Linked DNA regions of Homo sapiens: regions 2, 3 and 4 are each linked to region 1. Evidence: chromatin contacts called from ENCODE Hi-C or POLR2A ChIA-PET data. All regions are on one chromosome and are shown on one strand. Each heading gives the region's core, a stretch centred on a gene start or an enhancer-like site at or near the end of the contact. The rest is flanking DNA. Distances are from core to core; before and after follow the strand shown. Region 1 holds the start of BCDIN3D-AS1 (BCDIN3D antisense RNA 1). Region 2 holds the start of DNAJC22 (DnaJ heat shock protein family (Hsp40) member C22). Region 3 holds the start of KCNH3 (potassium voltage-gated channel subfamily H member 3). Region 4 holds the start of MCRS1 (microspherule protein 1).

What was found. A loop is a pair of places that touch in the nucleus more often than their neighbours do. ChIA-PET counts read pairs that join two places held with the same protein, here RNA polymerase II (POLR2A). Pooled maps may share reads with other maps.
Region 2: a pooled map shows a loop between it and region 1 (2.4-fold over the local background). The contact joins the promoter of DNAJC22 here to the promoter of BCDIN3D-AS1 in region 1. A Hi-C loop is called at or near these places in 4 of 50 pooled maps. POLR2A ChIA-PET finds 5 or more read pairs at or near these places in 3 of 52 experiments (B cell, HepG2 and naive thymus-derived CD8-positive, alpha-beta T cell).
Region 3: a pooled map shows a loop between it and region 1 (4-fold over the local background). The contact joins the promoter of KCNH3 here to the promoter of BCDIN3D-AS1 in region 1. A Hi-C loop is called at or near these places in 4 of 50 pooled maps. POLR2A ChIA-PET finds 5 or more read pairs at or near these places in 2 of 52 experiments (HEK293 and HepG2).
Region 4: a loop to region 1 is called in a map of CD8-positive, alpha-beta T cell, with 13 times the contacts of the local background. The contact joins the promoter of MCRS1 here to the promoter of BCDIN3D-AS1 in region 1. A Hi-C loop is called at or near these places in 3 of 168 maps with a recorded cell type or tissue (B cell, CD8-positive, alpha-beta T cell and naive thymus-derived CD4-positive, alpha-beta T cell), 1 of 37 single-sample maps with no recorded cell type and 12 of 50 pooled maps. POLR2A ChIA-PET finds 5 or more read pairs at or near these places in 4 of 52 experiments (A673, B cell, CD4-positive, alpha-beta T cell and 1 more).

Annotation. Positions count from the first base shown.
Region 1 is chr12:49,826,254-49,830,607 of GRCh38, reverse strand. It overlaps BCDIN3D-AS1 (BCDIN3D antisense RNA 1), which reads right to left and starts at 2,065. Exons shown (of 3, transcript NR_027501.1): 1 at 1,864-2,065; 2 at 1,525-1,673. NCKAP5L (NCK associated protein 5 like) reads left to right here and starts at 2,195. Exons shown (of 13, transcript NM_001037806.4): 1 at 2,195-2,286. RefSeq lists enhancers at 1,164-1,742, 1,743-2,321, 2,737-2,786, 3,930-4,354 and a silencer at 2,067-2,476.
Region 2 is chr12:49,344,650-49,349,003 of GRCh38, reverse strand. DNAJC22 (DnaJ heat shock protein family (Hsp40) member C22) reads right to left here and starts at 2,116. Exons shown (of 4, transcript NM_001304944.2): 1 at 1,453-2,116; 2 at 899-1,360; 3 at 1-238. The coding sequence starts at 131. RefSeq lists silencers at 1,080-1,299, 3,332-3,451, 3,472-3,571, 3,602-3,791 and an enhancer at 474-1,417.
Region 3 is chr12:49,536,401-49,540,754 of GRCh38, reverse strand. It overlaps KCNH3 (potassium voltage-gated channel subfamily H member 3), which reads right to left and starts at 1,725. Exons shown (of 15, transcript NM_012284.3): 1 at 1,263-1,725. The coding sequence starts at 1,338. RefSeq lists enhancers at 102-151, 796-1,605, 1,606-2,417 and silencers at 1,735-1,914, 2,645-2,764.
Region 4 is chr12:49,566,299-49,570,652 of GRCh38, reverse strand. It overlaps MCRS1 (microspherule protein 1), which reads left to right and starts at 2,511. Exons shown (of 15, transcript NM_006337.5): 1 at 2,511-2,605; 2 at 3,812-3,931. The coding sequence starts at 3,922. RefSeq lists enhancers at 2,012-2,061, 2,412-3,215.

The DNA.
Region 1 (4,354 bases), core at 816-3,315:
GCCACTATCATCAAGAAATAAGGTGAAAAGGAGAAATGAAAACATGTCTATGAAAATATTTGCACCAGAATGTTAATAGCAGCCATATTCATCATAACCCCAACTGGAAATACCCAAATATCCATCAATTGAAGAATGGATAAACACATTGTGATATATTCATGCAATGGAATAATACTCAGCAATAAAAAAGAACAGATTACTGATACACATGGATGGATCTCAAAAACATTACTAAGCTAAAGGATACAGACACAAGTACATACTGTAAAGCTCCATATATGTGAAATACAAATGCAGACAAATCTATGGTGCTATAATTCAGGAAGTTGCCAGGGGAGGGTGGTGGTGGGTGTGGGGTGATCAACTATAAAGGGGCATGAGGGAACTTTATAGGGTGGTGGTTCAGTATCTTGTTTTGGGTGTTAATTACATAGGTGTATATTTTGAAATTCACCAAACAAAGCACCTAAGATGTGTGCATTTTATTGCACGTTAAGAATAATTTAAGGGCCGGGCATGGTGGCTCACATCTATAATCCTAGCACTTTGGGAGGCCGAGGTGGGCAAATCACCTGAGGTCAGGAGTTCGAGACCAGCCTGGCCAACATGGTGAAGCCTCCGTCTCTACTAAAAATACAAAAATTAGCCAGGTGTGGTGGTGCACTCTTATAATACCAGCTACTTGGGAGGCTGAGGCAGGAGAATCACCTGAAATCAGGAGGTGGAGGTTGCAGTGAGCAGAGATTGTGCCACTGCACTCCGTCCAACCTGGGACAGAGTGAGACTCCATCTCAGAGAAAAGAAAAGAATAAAATATTTTTTAAGCAAAAAAATGAGAAAGCTGGTGGGGGTACCCATCAAGACATCTTTTAGGTTCCAGTAATAGCTGTCCTTGGGCACTCTTTTCATCAAACTACCTCTATGCTCAAGAACCCAAAATGACTTCTTTATCTTATGTCTTGTCACATCCATATCCTTATTCTGCTCTCCTCCATAAGAAACCTCCTCCATTAATTTCTCCCACTTCCCAACGTACCACGGTGATCTGCTCACGGTCCCACGCAGATAATTTGCTCTTTCCTATCTGAATCTCCTTGTGGCCTTTACCCTGCCTGGACCCTACTCAAGCTCTCTCTGCCCTTCAAATTCCGTATTTAAATAAACCTCCTTCAGAAAAGAACTCTTAATCCTAGCCAATCTGAGCACCCTAACTTGCCTTACTTTTTATGTTCCTTTATTGGACTAATATGATACTCTAAGCTGCATCCTTTGTATACTCGCAACAAAAGAAATTTTAATGAAGTAGGCGGAGACTGTACCTAGGGATTCCTTCGTATTTCCCTGCAGAACCCAGGTGAGAACCTACATTTCTGGGGCAGTCACTACAATGCAGGCTGTGAGGGTTATACGGTATTTAGGCAAGGGCAAATAGGTGTTTAATTAAGGACTAATGGGAATGATATTGAAGCTCTGAGGCTCTGCAGGGGCCTGGATGGGCTGTTTGCTTTTCCTCATCCTCACCGAGATAGCAAGTGGTTGAGAACAAGGTTGCATCCTTTTTCTGCCCAGCCTTCCCCGCAAACCAGTGAGGAAACGACCAGCACTGCCGTCTGATGAGAGGAGCCTGTTGCTGTAACTGTTTTCCAGATTACTGGGGGGACGACCCCATCCTGGAGAAGGAAGAGAGAGGCGGGAGCATTTAAGGCCAAAGAGGCACTCAAGCCTTTCCCCCATGGATTTACACCCAACACGTATGCAGAAAAGCAAATTACAAACACCGACGCTCACAACCACACATACACGTGCACGCCCAGCCCCACAGAAGCAAACGCGCATGCCTGTGGGCCCGCGCGCACCTACTTAGTTTTCTCTGTTCTAGACGCCCTCATTCCACCCCCGCTCGGCCCAGCCCGGCGTCCTCTACCCAGGCACGGCTGAGGTTTACCAAGCCCGGCCCGGCCTGGAGAAAGTGTTTCTATAAGGGGGAAGGGAGGTCCTTCCCACCAAAGCGGAAGCGGCGCGCGCCGGCCGGGCAGACTTAGCTCGCGTCCTGGGAACATCTGGAGGGGGCTGGGAGGGGCGCGCATCCAGGCTGAACGTGGATTGGCTGCTAGGGAGGAGGGAGGCGGGGTCAGGGCCAGGGGCGGGGCTCCCCGGCCCCTTTAAAGCCTTGACATCAGGAGGCGGCTCCGGCACCCCCCTTTCTCTGCCCCCCGCCCCCAAGCCGCGGCCATGGACCTGGCGGATCCGGCCTGCCCTGGCCCAGCTCAACACCTGATTTCGGTGAGTTCTGGGTCTACTTGGGATTGAAAGGGCGGCGAGTGCGGGGGGGCGATCTGTAGCTCCGGGCCGGGGGGAGTGGGGTGTGGAGGGTAAGGCTCTCGTGGCAGTACAGAGTCGGAGAGGGCGTCGCGGCTTCCTGCCCAAACCCTGCTGCCCGCCCCTCCGTCCCTCCCTCCAGCCGCACCCTCCTCGGGGGTCCGGCTGCGACTCTGTGCACCCCCACCCCACCCCCTCCCGCCCCCCGCGCCATCCTCGCGCACACTCCGTGGCCCCGGAAGGGAAACTTTCGGGAGTGGGGGATGTTCCGGGGGCCGGGCTCCCCTCCCTCTTTGAAAGCACTGACCTTGCCCCAGCTGCTCACCCCACCCAACCCGCATCCCACCGTCCGGGTGCCGCTTAGCGGTGCCGGGTTATTGCGGGGGGAGGGGCTCTCTCCCCAAAGCGCAGGCGCGGAGACGAGCCTGGGGCTCCCTTTCGCACTCCTTCCCATTCCCCGTGGCCTGGGGCGGTAGGGCCTGGGGAAGGCGGGGAGAGGCGGAAAGACCGGGTCTCCTAGAGAACAGCCCCTTCAAAGGCTTTGAGGGGCTGCGGGAAGGAGGAAGGACCTGGTGGGCTGCACGCTGAAGAGAAGCTAAGGGAGGGAGAAGGGTTGGTTGGGCAGGGAGCAGGGACAGGGCAGCGTCTGCAGAAAAGGCCCTCTGGGTGCTGGCTGCGGTGCCAGAAGAATGCAGAGAATTCATCTGTGCCCGACGCTTCCCTGGCTTAGCCCAACTAAGAAAGCGGCTGCCCGGATCCTAGCTCCCCTCTCCCTGTCCTGGGCCCAAGGTCCCGCGTTATCTCCAGTCCTGGCACGGCCCCAAGGGCACAGAGGGCCCTCACCTCCCACAGGCCTGGTTTTCCAGGCATCCCAGGGCTGGATCAGCTGAGTCCACTTAGTCTGTCCAGCTGCTACTTCTTAAAGGCCTGCCTTGCTGAGGAGCTGGGGGTCTTGGGCTAAGGAGTTCTCTGGCTGTAGAGGCAATCCCTCCCTCCCACTTCTCCGCGTCTGTCATGGGTCCTCCTTCTTAAGCACAATGGTCAGCCAGAGGAAGTGGCCCGGGCAGGGGTGGCCTGGGGAGCAGTAGAAAGAGTGTCAATGCCTTACCGTTTTGTGGTCAGTACTTTCGGGGAAAATGAACATAGCCCATTTGCCTTGTTGCAGACCCTCCCTTGCAGACATTACGCCATCTGGCTCTCTGAGACTCCTTGTGTGATAGGAAAATTCACTTCTCAAATTGGTCCCCCCATCTTCCTAAAAACAACCTGGGATTAGTGGGTTTCCTATCCCAAAGAAACCGTGTGTATTCCTTTCCGGGGAGATATTCCCATGTTCAAGCTTGTTTTCAAAGTCTATGGTCTGTGCATGAGGTGGCTTTGTCCCTCCAGCATCTTTCTCCAGCTCTGGCCCTCACGAAGAGAGTGAGGACCTGGAGGGGCAGGTGCTGTGGTTGGCAGGGAAGAAGGATCTTCATGATAGGCCGGTGAAGACCTAAGTGTTTGGGGAGCAAGCGGGTATCAATAAAGACAGAGTCAGAAGCTCTGGTCCCTACTTTTCCTAGCTTGCTGTATGACCTTGGCCAAGACAGTTTGCTCTCTGGGGCTCAGTTTCCCCATCTTTAAATGTCAGTAGTTGGACTAGATAGCTCTAATATTCCCTTCCACTTTTTGACATTGAATGGTTCCACTGATGGGTGAATCTATAGGGGAGAAAGGTCCTCTGGCAGAATGGTTCCATTTAGAGGGAGCTAAAGTGTTGGGTGTGCTTTAAATTGCAATTAGTTAGGATTAGAACCCTGGGTAGAGAGAACAGATTCCCTTATTCTAAGCCTGAGAGTAGACCTTGTCCCACACACCCCTGGTGCCTTGGGATATGAACTCCTGCTCCTGCTGGCTTGGGTTTGGCCCACCCATCACGCCTGTGGTGAGACATCCTGGCCCTTTGAAGAGGAGCTGAGAGAGGAGGAGGCAGCCAAGGGCCAGCAGGGTAAGCAGATTCCCAGGAGACAGTTTACGTCTCAGCTGTTGGGAC
Region 2 (4,354 bases), core at 867-3,366, 480 kb after region 1:
CCCAGCCCACCTCCCCCCAGGGTCAGCATCCAGAGCAGGGCGTGGCTGTCCCTTCCCAGGTACAGGTGGTGGAGCCCAGCAGGGCCCCCCACAGCCCAGAGGGCATAGGTCACCAGGAGCCCCTTGGCCATCCTCTAGGGCAAAGGTCTCAGAACAAGTCCGGTTACTCGCAGCACAGAAGTCTCGGGGTCCTCTGTGAGACTCATGGCTGTCATGGCCCCAGAGTTATCCTTAGACCCTAAGAGATGGGAAAAAGTAGAGTCATAAGATGATGTCCAGGCTCCAACACAGCAACCATTTCTCTTTCCAATAAAAGTTGAGTACAGATCTGCCTGAGTCCCCAGTGCTATTTATCTCATATCCCTTGTCCTAGCACCTCAGTCCCATTCTTTACAACCACAGTGACTCCAGATTTAGAGGAGAAAGCTGTTTAAATTTCAGACTTCCCCTGAGACCCATGACCCCAAATGACTCATGGGGGGATGTGTGGAGGGGCAGGGCTGCATTGGATGCTTTTCCAAAGTTCCCACACATTTTGAAAGCCTCTGCCTTACCCCTGACTTAACTCCAACTGTGGCTGCCCTCCCACACCTGGCCCAGGCTTTAGCCACTCTCCTGCCTTCCTAACTCTCCAGGCCATGAGATTTTCCCACAGGTCAAACTTGAAAGGGGTCCTGAATTCCCTTTATTAAAATATTCTGGAAAACTTCGTTTGACCTAGACCTTGGCACCCCACAATTCAACCACCTCTTTCGGAGGCCGGCTTGGAAAGCCACTCCACAGCAGCTGGACAAATCCTCACAATATCAAACTGGACGCCAAGCGTGCCTGCCAGTGTCCCCTCTATCTGGAGCGACCACCAGCCAGCACCCGCTACTTCCAAATCAAGTGGCCATACCTGGGTGCCCCGCTCCCAGACCGAGTCAGACCAGTCATTTCCTTTGACCACAGAGTGAAAATGGCCCGTCTCGCCCTGCTCCCACTTCCATCCAAATGGACTTTGTCTTTTGTGTCTGTTGTGTCACGGAAGTCCGGCTTCCCCAGGCCAGGCTCCTCCCCAGGGCCCTCCCCGGCCCCCTGGGGATCACATTCCCGCCTGGGACTCCTCCCGCCCGCCCTCGCGGGGAAACTCGGTGCAAGGCTCTGCAGACGCCTGCAGCTCCGGTGGGCTCAGTGCCCAGCCCGGGCCCAGCTCCTCCCACACCACCGCACCATGGCCGCCAGGTGGCGCTGCCGCCGATGGAAGGGGGGGTCCGGGCGGTCCCCAGACACCTTGTGCGGGTACCGAGGCACAGCAGCACAGGACTGCCCCTATGGAGGGGCTGCCTGGCAGGAGCAAGGGACGCTCCTATCTGTAGTGCTAAAAAAAAGGATAAACTCCTGTAAATGCAAGAATACGTCCTTGATTACCTCCTCCCACCCCCACAAATTGAAAGGTGACTCCTCCCTCACCTCAAGCTGCACGCTCCTCTCTTCACGCTCCGTTGACCTTCAAGACTGGATGGTTCCACCTCCAATTCCCTTAAGGCAGAGACATCCACGGACAGGCTGCAGTGAGGGACATCCAACCCAAGCTGTCCTCAACCCCCCACAGGGCTTGCTTGCCTCACCGGCCCACCTCCGAGCCTTCCAGTTAGGGGCTCTGCTTCTGCACCTGAGCCTGAGACCTGAGGAGCCTCCCAATCCAGGGCTGCTCTGTCCCGCGGGCTATGAACCAGAGGGAGAAACGGGAGCAGAGGGTTGGAGGGCAGGAGGCTCGACCAGGAGGGCGAGGCCGCAGCCCGAGGCTCGTGGTAGTCTGCCTTCCTGCGCCTCTGCGCTGCAACGGAGCTGCAATGCAAGACGCCTTCATTTCAATGTCCCGGGCTCCAATCCCGGGTTCTACTCCGTGAACTTGGCTAAGTCATGCAGCTTCTTGGGCCTCAATTTCCTTCTCTGGCAATCTCGTGGATCTCCGAGGTCCCCCAGTCTGGACTTGCGGGGGCTTCGGGGGACGGTCGGCCTCGCGGGTGTCACCTCCCGGCAGTAGGCAGAGCGCTTCCCTCCAAACGCCCTCAGCCCTCATCTCGGCCTGGAGAGGAAATGCTGCTCTCTATATGACCTCTTAGGGCTCACTGAGGGGCCTAGGCTGGGAGGGGCCCCAAAGCGACGCCTCAGACTGCTGGGGGGCGGGGGCGGACAGGAGCGCTGAATAATGAATGAGACTTAATTGGGCCCGCACTGCGCGACGGCGCGCTAAGCTTTGCAAACAGCGTGGGCGGCGGCGGCCGCCGCTGGACAAACAAACTATCTCCCGGCTCAGGTGGTGGGGCGGGGGCGGCAGCCATACAAGGGAGAGGGAAGGGGCTGGCCGCCGGGGCACCCGGGGCCGCAGCGCGCCCCCAGGTTTACTTCCCGAGGAACCCAGAAATGCGGGGCTGCGCTGGCGGCCCAGAGAGTGGGGGTCGGGAAGGGGCTCAGGGTTCGATCTCAGGAAGGGAGGAGTGGGGAGGGAGAGAAGCGGATTGTGCGGGGAGAGCCAGGGGCCCAAGGGCAATGTAAGCGCGAGGAAAAGCTGAAGAAACGAGTGGAGGGCAGAGGAGAGGGGAGAAGTGAGCGAGGAAAAAGCGCACCGGGGGAGGGGCGACGGGGTCGGGGGAGCGGGAGAAGAGCTGTTACCGGGAGGAAAGGGAAGAGCGATGGAGGAACAAGCGAAGGAAGGCGCAAGGGGCCGGGAGAAGAGGAATTGAAGAGTCAAGGAGAGGGATGGGAGGTGACCGGAATAAGAACGAGGGGGCGGCAGGGCGGGGGGAGGCGCCCCTGCCTCCGCCTCGCCCTGCAGCGCTCCCGGCCTAGCGCTCTCTCCAGCCGCCCGCACTCACTTTGTCACAATTACGGGGCCGTCACTCCGCCCGGATTGTTTTCCCCAAATTGTTGTTCTATAAACTGGTGCAGAGTGGGAGGTGGGGGGATCTGACAAACTGCAGCGAGAGGAAAGGGTCTGAGCTGTGGTGCGGGGCGCGGTGGTGCATTTACCCGCAAACTGGCCCCGCGTGGGCGGAGGAATCCAAAAAACCCACGCAGGAATTCTGGTTGCTGCCCCAGCTTCGTCGCTGACCCCGCTTTTAACTTTTTGGCTATTCTCAGCATCGGCTGCCTCGGTTTCCCCAGCAGAGCGTGACAAGGATCGGAGGCTGGGGTGGTGGAGGCGCTTGTAGGTGGGGTCCAAACCGTCCTGCCTGTCCCATTCTGTCTTGTTCTTTACTACCCGGGTCTCCCCGGCGGGGGATGGGTGGTCTATCCCAGCCCAGCGGTCCTCAGAGCGACCTCGAGTGCCTTCTTCCCCCGTGAGTGAGGCTTCTGCCCTCACCCGGTCTGGGCCATCTCCTACCCCGCCTGTGCCCTCCGACCCTCTGCCCTGCGCCGCTCGGTGTCCCAGCCTTTCAATTCGGCAAACATACGTTGCGCGCCCACTGAGTGCCAGCGCTGAGCCAGCCTCACCCCGCCGCCTCTCCCCCCCGCCACCCGCCCCTTCCCGGCCGGCCCGGCCTGTCGGCTCCGTGACAGCAGCCGCCGAAGCCCCGGCCCCGCGGGAGCGGCCAGAGAGGAGCCGCCGCATGGCTGGCTCCGACACTGGCCTCCCCGGCGGCTCCAGGGGCAACGAAGGGTGGCGGCCGCTGAAGCGAGACTGGAGCCTGCTGGGGGAGTTGGCAGGGCTGAGCGGGGGAGGGGGAGGCCCTGGGCGGGCTTCTCTCTGGTTCTCTAAGGCCTGTCGTTCTCATTCCGTCGCCCTCCGGTACCGCCCGGGTCCCGACCCCTCCTGGCTTCGCGAGCCTGGGACGTGGTAGGCTCCCCACGCCCCCTCCCCCAGCCCAGGTGATTTACACGCGGGCTCCGCGAAGCGGCCGCTTCCCAATCAGGAATATCGACCCCGGGCGGGGCCCCCGGGCCGCATCGATCCCTCTAAGGCTCGGGATTTAAAAATGTCAAATTTGCCTTTTCCAGGCGGGCGGAGGGGGCGGGGGCCAGGCGGAGGGAGGTTGGGAGGAGGGAGGGACAGCAGGGCATCGACCAGGCGTCTGTGCTCAGAATGTGAAGTGACCCGCGCGTGCCCGAGCCCTGACACGGTGTGACCATCCTTGGGTTAGCAATCACCTCTGGATGGGGGCAGGAAGAAAGCCCTCCTCCTTCTCCTACTCCAGTGTCCGTGGGGTATTCTGCTGGGCTGGTGTATTCTTAGAGAGAAGAGCCCCAAGAGGAACAAAGAGAGAGCCCCCCAAAATGTAGGAAGACAAATTTGGAAGATTCCTAAATGTGGAAATATGCAGACACAAAGGAGGGTACAAAGCCTGGGCGCCGTGACTCACACCTGTAA
Region 3 (4,354 bases), core at 476-2,975, 290 kb after region 1:
TAGCAATCAGTGTGTGTCACCTGTTTGTCAGTGCCCTGCAGCAGGTGTGAGTACATTCAAGGATCAGCACATGTGAACTGAGGTCGGTGAATGAAGCGCTGTGCGGGCACTGTGCCTTCTGGAGGGTGTCCTGAGCAATGTGGGGTAAGGGCTGGGATTGGGGAATCCCTAATGAGGACTGCCCTGCCAGCTCTGGGCCAGCCTCAGCCCCACCTCTACTTCTGCCAGGCTCACCCACTAGCCAGGTACCCAGGTTGGCTGTCTGGCTTCTCCCACTGAGACACACCTAGACTGGAGGCAACCCCAGACCACCATACATCCTGCTGTCTGTGTTTTAGCCCTAGCTGCCTGACCTGGCTCAGGAATTAGTGAATGTGATCAAGAATGGGGGTGTAAGAATGGTGACTGAGCACGGGAGCCAGGAGCCAGGAATGTATTGGGGAGTGGGGGGCACTGAATCAGCAGGCTGCAGGAGCCAAGCACACTGGCAAAGCAGATGGAGGAGCCCGGAGTGGGGAGAGCGCAGGGCTGGGCTCCCACCCCCTATCAGGAACCGGAGACCAAGGAGGACCTAGGCAGAGAGCTGGGAAGCCCCACGGGGGATGTGAGGGAGAGGAGGAGGGAGGGGCTTTCATCACTTCCCCTGTGCTCAGAGCCCCCAGAACCGGGGATCCAGAGCTCGGGGCGCCTTCTCCAAACTTCCCCAGTCCTGATGGGAGTCCCCAAACCATCTTCTTGGGGCTAGATGGCCTCCCCAAGTCTAGGGGGTTCAGGCTATGAGACACGGGGCTTGGACACACGGTGCTCTCCCGAGTGCCGCCTACTCTTATCTCCGTTTGCAAATCTCTTTTCTAAATCTGTGTTTTGAGCCCTCTCAGCTGTCCCTGAGCACTGTTCACCCGCCTCGCCTTACCCCACCAGTCCGAGGGTAGTTGCTGCGACAGCGCCAGACGCAGGGGTGGGATGGGTCAGACTGACTAGGTTCGGGTTCGAGACCCGGCTAACAGAGAGCATCCCAGGACCCACACCCAGGGACTTCTGGCCCTGTTGCCTCGCCTGAAGCAGTGTTGACCCCGAACCTTCGAACCTTCGGGGAAACAGCGCCTAGCAGGAGACGATGGCCCCAGCCTCAAGAGGGGCGGGTAGGGAGGAGAGGGTGAGAATAGGCTGGCGCCAAGCTGGGCTGCTGGGGGTTCGGGGAAGGCGGGAGCCCTGGCGAGGGTCCGGCGGCCCGGGTGCAAGTGGGCGAGGGTCGGACTCACGCGTGCCGTCGAAGCGCGTAGCGATGGTGTCCAGGAAGGTGTTCTGCGGCGCCAGGAGGCCCCGCATGGCCGGCATCTTAGGCGCCCGCGGCTGCCCGCCCCATCCCTCCGGGGTGCGGGGACTCCGCGCCGGGGGAGGGCGCCCAGCTCGGCCGCCCCCCGCCGGGCCCCGCGCTCCCTAGCGCAGCCGTCGGGGGGCAATGCGCAGACCGGGATCCGGGGTCGCGCCGGACGCTGGCGCGCGAGGGGGCGTCCGCGCCGTCGGGGCCCGGAGCATGGCGCGCGGCCCCTCGCGCCCTCGCCGCCCACAAATCCCGGGCTCCAGGCCCCGCGGCCGCCGCGCTCTCAGCACCTCCCGCCGCGGCAGCGGCTCGCGTGTCGGCTGCGGGTGGGCTTCCGCTCGGCTTCGCTCGGCGCCGGCTCTCGGCAGCTCCCTCCGTCTGTCGGGGAGAAGCTGCAGCCTCCCTCCCTCCCTCCCGCGCCCGCCGCCTGCACCGGGGTAACCATGGAGACGGGGCACACCCAGCCAGGGCCGCCTCCTTAAAGGGACAGGCCTCCCGCGGAGGGCTCCCCTCCCTTCGGGACCTCGGCGGGGGCGGGGAGGTGGCGGCCGCCCTGATCCCACCCCGCGGGCCTCCCCGCCCGTACCTCGGAGAACCACTGGCGAGCGGCCGGCCCCCTTTGGCTCACTCGGCCTCAGCCGCAGAGGGGAGGCGTCTTTCTCTGCAGCCCGGGGGCTCTCCGAGAGCCTCCTAGCAGCCTCTCCTCCCCCGGCGGAATGGGAGGGGGGCTCGGGGCGTGGGGGGCAGGGGACGCATGCTGTGGAAGATGCTCTCCCCGAGGAAAATGCAGTGGGCAAGGGGACAGGGCGACAGGCGCAGGTGAAGGCCCTGCGGCCAGCGGAGGCCGGCGCTCTAGAGGGGCTCCAGCCGCACCCGGGAAATCTAAAAGCAGATGGGGCGGGGGTTCTGCGCGCACAGCTGCCCGGCCCTCGAGACTTTCTCATCCTCAACTTGACGCTCTGGAAAATGGATCCAGCTGCTCCTATGAGGTGTCTCCGCAAGCAGGAGCTGCCTGGAAACCAGAGGGTGGGTAGCCCTAGGAGTAAGGGTCAGACGTCCTCCGTGTGACCCCGTGGGCGGAAAGGGTGTGTGGTGGGGAGGGGAGCGCCAGACCCCTTGTCCTGCCCCTCCATTTCCCTCTGGCATTTGTCACCTCTTGCCTCTCCTAAGCGCGCTAGAGGGTCAGGTGGTAAATACAGGGGACCGGCAGGGGTCAGACACTGCGAAAAAACTTCCGAACCTTGTGCGTGCGGGTCCTGGCACCAGGAGAGCGAGGAAGGCCGAGCCCCGCGCCTCACGCAGCTCGTCCTGGAGAGCTCCGCGCGGCGCCGCGCGGGGTGCTGCCCTGGGGCGGCTGCAGGGAGCCCCTTCCCGGCGGGGCGGAGCCGGGCCCGGGGCGGCCGTCTTTTCTTGGCCTCCCGCGCTGCGACGGTCCCCCGGACTTGCCTGCCAGCGCCGCTCCTCCTCCCTCCCACGATTTGCCAGCGAGCGCGGCTGCCGCCCGCGCCCAGAGGAGCCGCCGGGGCCAAAACAGCAATTTGTTCCCTAACGAGCGAAGCGGTAGGCTCAGCACCCCCATCCCTCGAGACGCACTCACAGTCACCAGCATCAGAAAGATGCTACCCCTCATCAGCGACGAGAGCCAAAGCCCCAGGCACCTGTATCTAAATGAGCTGGCGCTTTGGGAAGGGAGGACGCGCTCCTCCTTCTCCGGTCCTGTGAAGCCTGGAATCTGGTCCCCAGGACGAGGAGTGACCCTGAGGAGTGACCCTAAGGAGTCGGGAGATCCTACTCCCATCTCATCCCCAGCCTTGGCTGGATCCTGGCTGTAAAGTAATCCCCTCCCCCAGCCGTTCAAGGCTTCCTCTCCAGGCGGCGGTCCAGCTGTCTACTAAAAAGAAGGACATTTTAGGAGTCAGTTCACTTTGAGACAGGATAAGGCCACAATTGAAATCACCCACCCACTTGGGAACCAGGTCTGCCACTTGCTGTCCCTGTGATTAAATTTTTTTTTTAATTTTGGTCTGTGTGAATTTTTTTTTTTTTTTTTTTTTTTTTGTGACGGAGTCTCCCTCTGTCGCCCAGGCTGGAGTGCATTGGAGCTATCTCTGCTCACTGCAACCTATGCCGACCAAGTTCAAGCAATTATCCTGCCTCAGCCTCCCAAGTAGTTGGGACCACAGGCATGCGCCACCACGCCCCGCTAATGTTTGTATTTTTAGTAGAGATTGGGTTTCACCATGTTGGCCAGGCTCATCTCGAACTCTTGACTTCAGGTGATCTGCCCGCCTCAGCCTCTCAAAGTGCTGGGATTACAGGCGAGAGCCACCACACCTGGCCTGTCTGTGTGATTTTTAAAGGCAAGTTATTAACCCTTCTCTGACTCAGTTCTCTCATCTGTAAAATGCGGATGCTAATAATAACATCAGAGGGTCGTAATGAGGATTCAATGAGTGAGTATGTGTAGAGGATCTAGAACAGTGTGTGACACCTGCAACATGTAAATGTTTGTTGTCTGATTTTGAGTCTCCTAGGAGCCCTGTGAAACAGCCAGGGTGGGGGCTCCTTATGCTCCATTTCACAAAGGAGGAACCAGAGCTGAGAGAGAGGGAGAGAGGAAGAAGAAGAAAGAAGAAAGAAGAAGAAGGAGGAGAAGGAGAAGAAGGAGAAGAGAGAAAGGAGGAAGGAGAAAGGAGGAAGGAAGAAGAAGGAAGAAGTTAAGAAGAAGAAGAGGTGGAGGAGGAGGAGGAGGGGAGGGAGAGGGAGAAGAGGAGGAGGGGGAGGAGGAGGGAGAGAGAGACTTGCTCAAGGTAACAGAGTTGATAAATGACACAGCCAGGGTTAGAACCCTGACAGTCTCCCAGCCCTAGGTCGTTGGGTCTACCTCTCTCTAGCCTAACTGTGTGGGCACTCAGAGGACTGGTCATCTGGGCTTGTGTAGCATGTCTGGGTGGCCTTACACTTATCCCTGTAAGGCCTAAGTGTTTAGACTTTCAGGCTTCCAGCTCACCTGCTGGGGCTGGTTTTGGG
Region 4 (4,354 bases), core at 1,262-3,761, 260 kb after region 1:
TCCACCACGCTGTGTAAACAGAAAACACAATCTTGAGCAGGAAGCTGCCCTTTAGAAATCCCTGCATCCATACCACAAGGGTGCCTAGGTTTCTTTTTATCCAATAGTAGGGAGGATTGAGGACCAGAGGGGAAGTTTGAGTTTCCAGGTACCAAACAGGAGATGATGGTGACCACCACCTTTCCCTCGTGACACCTTGGGGGAAGGAATTACCTCAGGCAGCTGGAAGCCAAGAGTTTTCCTTTCTCCTCTTTCACTCAGGAAGTTGTGGCTCAGTGCAGTGGCTTACGCCTGTAATCCAGCACTTTGGGAGGCTGAGGCGGGTGGATTATTTGAGGCCAGGAGTTCGAGACGAGCCTGGCCAACATGGCGAAACCCCGTCTCTACTAAAAATACAAAAATAAGCCAGGCAGGTGGCAGGCACCTGTAATTTCAGCTACTTGTGAGGCTGAGGCAGGACAATCACTTGAACCCAGGAGGTGGAGGTTGCAGTGAGCCGAGATTGTGCCACTGTACTCCAGCCTGGGTGACAGAGCGAGACTCTGCCTCAAAATCAATCAATCAATAAAAAGAAGTTGTGTAGAACCTATTTTTTTTTTCATTGTAAAATATGGCCGGGCGCAGTGGCTCACACCTGTAATCCCAGCACTTTGGGAGGCTGAGGTGCGTGAATCATTTGAGGTCAGGAGTTTGAGACCATCCTGGTCAACATAGTGAAACCCCATCTCTACTAAAAACACAAAAATTATCCAGGCATGGTGGCGCACACCTGCAATCCCAGCTACTCAGGAGGCTGAGGCATGAGAATCGCTTGAACCCGGGAGGTGTAGGTTGCAGGAGCCGAGATCGCTCCACTGCACTCCAGCCTGGGTGACAGAGGAAGGCTCTGTCTCAAAAAAAATAAAACAAAATTTAAAAACCATGTATTAAAAAACTGGAAAATAATTAGAGAGAAGAATTACTACTACTACCACTTGGACATGTGTTAACATTCTGGTGCATTTCCTTCAACTGTCTTTTCCTTTGTATGTTTTTAATAGTTATCATGAATTCATATATATTTAATAACATTAATATTATTAATGTTCTGTGTAATCACTTTTTATAAAAATTATTTCAGGCCGGGTGCTGTGGCTCATGCCTGTAATCCCAGCACTTTGGGAGGCCGAGGCAGCCTGATCATGAGATCAGGAGTTCAAGACCAGCCTGGCCAACATGGTGAAAACCTGTCTCTACAAAAAAAAAAAAAAAAAAACTTAGCTGGGCATGGTGGCACGTGCCTGTAATCCTAGCTACTCGGGAGGCTGAGGCAGGAGAATTGCCTGAACCGAGACCCGGGGGCCGGAGGTTGCAGTGAGCCGAGATTGTGCCACTGCACTCCAGCCTGGGCTATGGAGCGGGACTCTGTCTCAAAAAAAAAAAATTTCATTGGTTTTCTGATATTTTCACAAGTTTACATAATATATTTAATCAAGTGCCTGTTAAAAAATAAAACACACACTCTTTCATGGGAGTTAAAATAAGTACATACTCATTAAACAAGTCCACAGAACAGTAAATGAGGTTGGTACTCTCGAAGCAGAGGGCCATAGTATACCGTCAGGGCCAAAAGGGCCAGTCTCTCATTTGACACTTGAATTCCCTAGCAATGTCCATGTTATGTGTTCTTGACACCTCTGATGGACAGCTTTGGAACTGAATCTTTCTTATTCTGAGCTGAAGTATGTCTCTCTATAGCTGCTAGACTTTAGTACCTCGCAAAGGAAGCATAAAACAGAATTCCTCTTTTAGACAACAGTCTTTCTAGTTTTCCGGAACATCTCTCACAGCCCCAAATTCCCAATTTTTCCGACAGGTTCGTTCTCCCACCCCAAGATTCCTTCCAAGGCACTCTCCTCTGAAGGTGCTTCCATTGGTTTTCTCTCTTACCTCCCGGCGACCACAAGTGGCCCCAGCCGTCCAGGTGGGGTCCGGCTGACGGGACCAAGTCGACACTACTCCTTCTCGCAGGGTCTCTTCCTTCTCAGTAAAGCGGCCCACGATCCTCCATCCGCTCCTCAGAGAGCCTCTCTGCCCTTTCTGTCCGCCACATCTCCCTGGCTACATTATCTCCCCGACTAGTGCCTAGCAGGCGGGCCTGATAGAAGTTTCTCTAAAGGCTCTGGAGGAGTCAAACAATGCATAAGGTCCTGTGCAACCCTCAGACTCCTATACCTCGTGGGAATTTGGAAGTCGAAATCCAGTCCGCGGTCCCGCCCCTCCCCGGGTCGCCTCAATTAGCCCCGCTCGGTCTCGCCCTAAGTCTCGCCTTTCCCTTTAACCAACCCCTCAAGCCGGGTTACCTCTCCGGTGCCTATAATCCTTAACGTTTCCCTATATGCTGTCCCAACTAGGAAAGCCTTTACTTTCCGCTATTGGTAAAATATTTACACTTTCCGTACCATGGCCACGCCCCCTTCACACACGTTGCCAAGACGAACCGGAAGAGATTGCCAGCCCCCTGGTTCGTTAACCGGAAGTAGACGTACCTCACGGAAGCCGGCTTTGGCCCTGCGGCTGCTACCGTCGCCGCGGAGAAATTGTTGGATCTGGCAGTCTAGGAATGGTGAGACCTCGCGGTTCGCCTCTGAGGGTTCTCAGAGGAGTTGGGGATGAAATGGAGTTTTGCAGAGTGCCGCCGGGGACGACCACCCCCCAAGTTTGGGGCCCCGCCCCAGTGGCGCCCCGAAAAGCTGCGCATGCGTGGGCCGGACCGGGTTAGAATCTGGCTCGAAGTGTTACGCATGCGCAAAGGCATGGAGACCGTGGGGTGAGAATGGGCTTGCGAGTTTACCCCCACCTCCCCAGCCACCAGCCTGTGGGTCTCAAACCAAGGCTACTTGGTGCTCTGCTTTGAGTTGCAGAGGTGACTTCATCAATGCTCCTACCCCGAGTTCTTGAGACAGACCTGGACCGATCCCCTACCTTGGGTGTGCACTCTTGGGAGAACGAGGGGCGGAGGGTCCGGTAAGGAAGGGGCACAGACCCTACCTCAGTTTGCCGGCAAGCTCGGGCCCCTTCGCCCTCTCCTCAGATGTCAAGATTCTTAGTCGTAGCCTATGGAGCGGAGAGCGACAGGCTCACCTGGGGACAGGGCTAGAACACTGAGCTAAGAGCCACCCTGGTTAGAAGTGGGGACTCACGAGAGGAGCGCCCCGAGAAAGTCCAGTACCTGGGTTCTCTAGGGGTTGTTGGGGCACAGCGTGGTTGATAATCACGCAGTTCCCAAACAGTGGTTTTTGGTTTCCACGAGATGGTATCTCATGGAAATACCACTTACTAAATCTTCAGTAAAAACCCCAAATGGAAAAGAAAAACAAAAAAAAAACGAGATGGACTGGTTGGAGTTTTGTCTCCCTTTCTTTTTTCCTGCTTTGGCCTGGGAGGGGAAGGCTGGTGCTGCTGAGCTGAGTGGACAGCTGAAGTAAAGAAAAATGTGGGCCAAAGAATCCCTTGTCTCTTGCTAGTTTATAGTCAAGGCGCTTAACCTAGGAGATACCAGTAGAATTAAAGGGTCTATGAACCCTCTAAAATAGTATGTGTTTGCACCCTTTTCTGCAGTCCATAGCTGTTATCATACTCTGAAAGGTGCCAGTGACCTTCACAAGACTGATGTCTAAGGCTATTATTGGCAGAGTGGGGCCTTATGCCTCTTTCCTGTCCTTATGTCTTCCCTAGCTTATGGGACCCTGGGGGACCTGAGCCAGTATAAGGAAGTGAGGCTGGCCAGTTGGAAATCTGAGCCTCAGGGAGCCTCATTTCTCCTTTGCAGAATCTCCTCTCAGCCTTTAAGCTCACCTGGTCAGAATCCTTGGATGAGCCTGTGGGACCGTTCCTCCTAGCCCGGTGGTTTGGAACCAGTGGCTTTGGGACTGTAAGAGGATGGACAAAGGTAGTATGAGGCCGGGACAGCTCCCCAAATGCTCGGGCGCCAAGCATCTGCTGATTCCACTCTGTGCCTGGCACGTGTGTCTTTCGGTCCTGGCTAGGCCTTGCCACCTCCCCCTGGGCCAGCACCACCCATGTACCTGTCGGCAGAGCCACAGTTGACTGACTTGCTGTTGAGCTGCTGCTCTTTAGCACGGCTGCATTTTGATGGCAGAGGGAGCAGTTATGCCCAGAGCCCAGCGTGTCGGCATCACCAGTCTGACCTGAGCACCATGTGCTGCACGACATGACACGTGGCACCGGGGGAACTGCCCAGCGTGGAAGGTCTGGGCCAGGTCTGAGCCCAGATGGGATCTGGATGGCCAAGGAACTCTACCTTAAAACCTCAAGTGTCAAGGAGGCAGGGGAGGGGCCAAGAGGGCTGGCA